Linked DNA regions of Homo sapiens: region 1 is linked to region 2. A link is a contact called in ENCODE Hi-C or POLR2A ChIA-PET data. All regions are on one chromosome and are shown on one strand. Each heading gives the region's core, a stretch centred on a gene start or an enhancer-like site at or near the end of the contact. The rest is flanking DNA. Distances are from core to core; before and after follow the strand shown. Region 1 has its middle 210 kb from the start of KLF5. Region 2 has its middle 140 kb from the start of KLF5.

Evidence for each region. A loop is a pair of places that touch in the nucleus more often than their neighbours do. ChIA-PET counts read pairs that join two places held with the same protein, here RNA polymerase II (POLR2A).
Region 1: a loop to region 2 is called in a map of DLD1, with 4 times the contacts of the local background. The contact joins two enhancer-like sites. A Hi-C loop is called at or near these places in 1 of 168 maps with a recorded cell type or tissue (DLD1). POLR2A ChIA-PET finds 5 or more read pairs at or near these places in 3 of 52 experiments (BJ, WTC11 and activated T-cell).

What each region holds. Positions count from the first base shown.
Region 1 is chr13:73,267,676-73,270,551 of GRCh38, forward strand. No RefSeq gene overlaps it. Among named protein-coding and RNA genes, the nearest start is that of KLF5, 210 kb to the left of the region's middle. Within about 2 kb of position 1,321, at least 3 of the 41 ENCODE cell types and tissues checked have a DNase peak (open chromatin) inside an H3K27ac peak, as active enhancers do.
Region 2 is chr13:73,192,902-73,195,921 of GRCh38, forward strand. No RefSeq gene overlaps it. Among named protein-coding and RNA genes, the nearest start is that of KLF5, 140 kb to the left of the region's middle. Within about 2 kb of position 1,555, at least 4 of the 41 ENCODE cell types and tissues checked have a DNase peak (open chromatin) inside an H3K27ac peak, as active enhancers do.

The DNA of each region.
Region 1 (2,876 bases), core at 71-2,570, 75 kb after region 2:
TCTTTCTGGAAAAAAAAAATGCTGTGCTTGGGTTTTCAGTATTCACACAGATCCTTGTTTGATGATTTCCAAACATACAAAATAATGTATCTGTTAGAAGTATGTTTGAAAAGTTAATATCTGTAGTTGATTAGCACAATTGAGGAATTAATGTATTCACTTTTTATTTATTCTGAATTATAATTGCTAATTGTTGTCGGTTAATCTAAGTAAGGCCTCGGGCCTTTATTGGAAGTGTCTGTCTTTGAAAGTTGTCTGCCTTGAGTTTCCTCAGCTACAATCAAGACTTGAGAAATTCAAACACACTTGTAAATCTAGACATCTATTAATGCCCATCAATAACCAGTAATCAAGGCCTGAATCTATTAGCAAAACAAATAAGCAGCCTTTGAAATGAAAAGATAAATATAAGAAATCATGAATATACTAATTGCCCTTTGATGTTACAGCTGTTAGACCAAATTTGGCCCCTAGCAATGGAGAGAGACACTCGTGTGTGTGTGTGTGTGCGTGCGTGTGTGTGTGTGTGTGTGTGTGTAGCTGTGCATGCGCACATGAACATGCATAGATATGTCCTCTATGTGGAATTCTGCCTTTTAAGTAGTTCTGAAAAAGAATTACAACAGGTTTACTTTTACATGGGATATTTGCATAGACACAGTCCTTTCCCACCCATATTTGAACAACCATATTTTTTCCTTATTCCTTCTTAGTCATTTCCTCCTCTTTTCCCTGATACTACCTTAAATACCCAGACATTTCCCTACATTGCCCATCTGCCCCCACAGGAGCCATTCTCCTCCCAGCATGGCTCTGCAGGTTTCACAAGGGCAGAATCTGGATGACAGCCAATGGCCCAACAGCTGTTACTGATGAGCAGTGTTGGAGTCATCATTAGTTGGGAGGACAAAATTGCTTTAGGGATGTCTTGTTGGGGACTGAGAAACAATGGCCGAGATGGCCAGCCTGGCCAGCCATCAGGAGGCTCTGTGCTTCCTTTCTCTTTGAGCAGATACCAGCCTTAAGCCAGCTGTATCTATAATGGGCTCAATTGCAAAATGCAGCAGACTCTTCAATTGCAGCTATGAAGTTGCAGGACACTGTACAGCAAGATTCAATTGCTTAAAAGTATGTATGCATTTATGATTTTACATGTACACAAAAATCCAGGAAGTAGCTACACCAAATTATTGACAGTGCTCTGGGACAGGTACCAAGGCAGGTGCTGAAGAAAAAGGCCAATCCTGTGTCGTCTCAGGACTTTATGGTATAGAAGGGAAGATGATTACAAGACCCTGTGGTGATAAGGCCAGTATGGAGGGATGTGCAGGCTGCCAAGGGAGCATTCCTGTCTGCTAGCCCAGGGCTCTTCCTCTTTGTTCATGGCTGTGTGATATGTACACAGTAGCACTTTACAAAGGTTCAGTGGGCCAAGATTGCAGGAAAGACTAATTTCCAGGAGCACCATCTGGGTTCAGGAAGACCAATCTAGAGGCGACCATAAGAGTCCAAGGGTTGAGGAGGATCTAGTCTGGATGAGCTTGGTGTAAGAGAAAAGAAAAGGTTAGATTCATATATTTTATAAACACACACACACACACATGATTTTCTTACAAACATAAATTCCTTTGAATCACAAACTGTGAAGCCCAGAGTGATTTTATGGGGATGTAAAGCTTATGCAATTTTGGACTCCTTTATAAGAAAAATGAATTAAAAATATAAAAATTTGTTATAAAAATGAATATTGTGAATGAGAAAAATATTTAATCTGGCAAATATCACAAACACCATAACAATTTAAAATATGACATTATTTTTATTAACTGCCTGAAATACTTCTGCAATACTTTTTTGGACATTTTTTGACTTCACATTTTAAAATCACTTTTTATAACAAGATTTTTATGGTATTATTTTCTATATAGATACTGGAAAGATAATTTAGTCTTTCCTCTAGCATTGTTAATCAAAATGTGTTTTTTGTTGTTTTTGTTATTTATAGGATGCATAAAAATTATAGCCTTACTGCTACAGAGTTGTACCTTACTGTTAAAACTGAATATTTATGTCCCCTGCCCAAATTCACATGTTAAATCCTCATGCCCAGTGTGATCGTATTTGAAATTGGAGCTTTTGGAAAGTGATTAAGTCATGAGAGTGGAACCCTCATGAATGGAATCAGTGACCTTATAAAAGAGGCCCCAGAGAGCTGTCTTGTCCCTTCTGCCATGTGAAGACACAGAGAGAAGTCAGCCATCCATGCACCAGGAGTGGGCCCCTATCAGACACTGTATTAGTTCATCCTCATGCTGCTATGAAGAAGTACCTGAGACTGGCTAATTTATAAACGAAAGAAATTTAATTGACACATAGTTCTGTATGGCTGGAGAGGCCTCAGGAAACTTACAATCATGGAGGAAGAGGAAGCAAACACGTCCTTCTTCACACAGCAGCAGGAAGGAGAAGTGCAGAGCAAAGGGGGAAAAAACCCCTTATAAAACCATCAGATCACATGAGAATGCACTATCATGAGAACAGCATGGGGGGACCTCCCCCATGATCTAATCACCTCCTACAAGGTCCCTCCCTCAACACATGGAGATTATAATTTGAATTACAATTCAAGATGAGATTTGGGTGGGGACACAGAGCCAGACCATATCAGACACCAAATCTGCCAGCATCTTGATCTTGGACTTTCCAGCCTTCAGAACGATGAGAAATAAATTTCTGTTGTTTATAAGCCACTCAGTCTATGGTGTTCTGTTATAGCAGCCTTAACTGACTATGACACCTACAAATACAGGAATTTTGATAAGTTCTTTTGTGCAATTCCTATCAATAAGGAAAAAAAAAGGTATGGTGAGTGGTTA
Region 2 (3,020 bases), core at 305-2,804:
GACTTGAGAAATAATAGAGAAATATTATAACCTGGTGATATATTAGAGATGGGGCTGTGGGAAGGGAAGAGTGACGAGGCAACATCTTCCATTTTAGTTTCTGGTTTGGGCAACTGGAAGAATAAAGGTACCACTTACTGAGATAGAGAAACGAGAGGAAGAATAGGTTTGGATGAACGGAGATTCTGAGCTTAGTTTTGGACATATTGATTGGAGTTTATAGTTACGTTTATGAATACATCTAAGAGCTGTCTCAAATTAGTCAATACACAGATCCAATTGATTCTTTCCTTGTTTTTTTATTTTTTAGTATCTTTTATTTTTTTAGAGACAGGGTCTTGCTCTGTTGCCCAGGCTAGGGTACAGTGGTGCCATCACAGTTCACTGCAGCCTTGAACTCCTGGGCTCAAGTGATCCTCTTGCCTCAGACTCCTGAGTAGCTAGGACTATAGGCACATGCCACCATGCCTTGCTAATTTTTAATTTTTTTTAAATTTTTTGTAGAGACGGGATCTCACTGTGTTGCCCAGGCTGGTCTCAAACTCCTGGCTTCAAGAAATCCTCCCGTCTTGTCCTTCTGAAGAATTGGAATTATTATAGGCAGGAGCCACCATGCCTGGCTTCTTTTCTTGTTTTTTCTTTTTTTCCATTTTTTTCTTTTCTATTTTTTTCTACTACCACCAACCATAATTGTGTTAAAAGATACATTTAGTCATATTAAAATTTTAATGAATTTAAGCATTCAGCAATTCATGAATTGAGCATCATCAGACCTCAAGTGGTTCAGCACTCCATGAGGTGTGGGAAGTGTGTGAGAGAGGAAACATCAAGTATTCTTGGAAGCAAGACAGAGAAAACATTTGATTAGCCAATGTGAAAAGTCCCTAGTTAGAGGTCAGTTGGTGGTTTCTGATTGGTCAGATTTCTAGCTAAAGGTTATTTGGTGGTTTCTAATTGGTTAAGCTTAGATTTTGCTTTATTGTTTACATCAAATTGGGATTTGGTTTGCTTATGTCGGAACCCAAGGCACTGGAGCCATCTTAGCCCAATGGCCTCCTAGTTAAGTATTTTTAATGATTTAAATTCCCATCACCTCACATCTGGAAAGTCAAATACCCTTCTATCCTACACTTCTATAATATTCCTCTGTACAGAGTTGCAGTAGGAATGTGCCCAAAAGTTGGTTTTGCTGGGTCATCTTCCATCTCACAACATTTGAATGGTTTTCTATTGCCTGCATAATACTTCTAAGACTGCCTGCAAAGTTGCTCCTAACTACTCCAACCTTATCCCACTCTCCCTAATGGTGAGTTTATCTCAGTTTGGCCAAACTAGAACTTCAAATACAATCTACCCCTTCCTGTCTCTGCATCTGTGCTCATGTCACTGCCTGGGCTTGCTTATCCTCTCTACCCATCTGACCCTTTAAACTCATCCCCCAAGGCCGAGATCTTCTCTGGAGGCCATCATTTCCCTCCACTGTAGCTCAACCTGAGCCCTTCCTTATCTGAATCTGTGAGTTCCTGTCTGTGCCCCTCCCATGCCATGAACATTTATTCTCATATTGCACTGTTTTGCAATGCCCCACTGATTTGATCTCTCTATACAAGGATGAGGACAAAGGTCAGGTATCATGCTACTTTCATATTCTCCAGAGCACCTAGCATAGTTCTGTACAAGATAGGCACTCAATAACTATTTGTCGACTTGAAATAATAAGGTACGTTTTTCTCTTTCCCGCTGGTCTTATCTCTGCTTGAGTAAATGAGGTTGATATGTGAAGGCAGTTGAGATTAAACATGTAAAGTGGAAGAATAAACAAGAGACAGAGGAGATTTTAATAAAATTTTATGATATAAAAATCATAATTACCTGCTAAATCTATTTTTTAAAGCTTTTAAAGTATTCAGATTGCTCCTCTCAACCTGGTGGCGTTTTGGTGTGTTTGACTAAAAAGCACACAGGTGCTAAAAAGCAGAATTATTATTTTAAAAATATTTGGCAACAAAAATAAACTTGTTTTAATTCAAAAGTTCTTGTGATTTTTGTTTCCTCAAATGACTTCATAGAAAACTCCTCATGAAATTTTAGTGTATATCATCTATTTTGACTCCAAATTGACTTTGGTTAGAAAAACCTCATTTCTTTTAAAAAATCAATGATAAATAAATAAAATATGTAGATCAAGTTTGTTGGCATAATAACAGATTTAGTTATAAATTGAAGACTTCAATAAAATAAGCTTGGAGTTAGAAATTACCAAGACATGCTCTAAGAAAAAAATAATAAAAAGAACAAAAGCACTCAAACTGTGATTCACTATGAACATTTTCCCTGTAACCAGCTCTGCTACTTTCATTACAGAATTAGAGAAGTAAACTTAAAGCATAGTTAAGTCAACAGAAACTGTTCTAGGTAAATGAATTCAACCTTCATGGTCACTGACACACAATATAATCTTGTTTCTTTCAGAATTTTATTCTTTAAGTAACTAAGTGACTCACAAGCTCAGAAAGTATTTTCTGGTACAAGTAAGTCTGAGCTTAGCATAAAATATTCTGAATATTTCTTCTTTTCAGATGAGTATTTAAAAAATAATAGTTCCTTTCTGGAAGGTGTAATTGGCTTTTGGTTTGCATGCCTACAAATGATTGTCCTTTTGTAGAATACATTTTAGGATAAGCTAGAATACAGCTTTTCCTTTCTCCATCAAAATCCTACCAATAATTTAGGGTTTAGCTCAAATATTACCTCTTTTATACAACTTTGCTTTATTTTTAGGCAGAATTAACCAAATTAGAATCAAATTAATCACCCACTACACCTTTTTTTAGGGGAAGGGATGTATCTTTTTTTTTTTTTTTGAGATGGAGTCTTGCTCTTGTTGCCTAGGCTGGAATGCAATGGCATGAGCTTGGCTCACTTGCAACCTCTGCCTCCCTGGTTCAAGCAATTCTCCTGCCTCAGCCTCCAGAGTAGCTGGGTCTACAGGTGCCCACACCACACCTGGCTAATTTTTG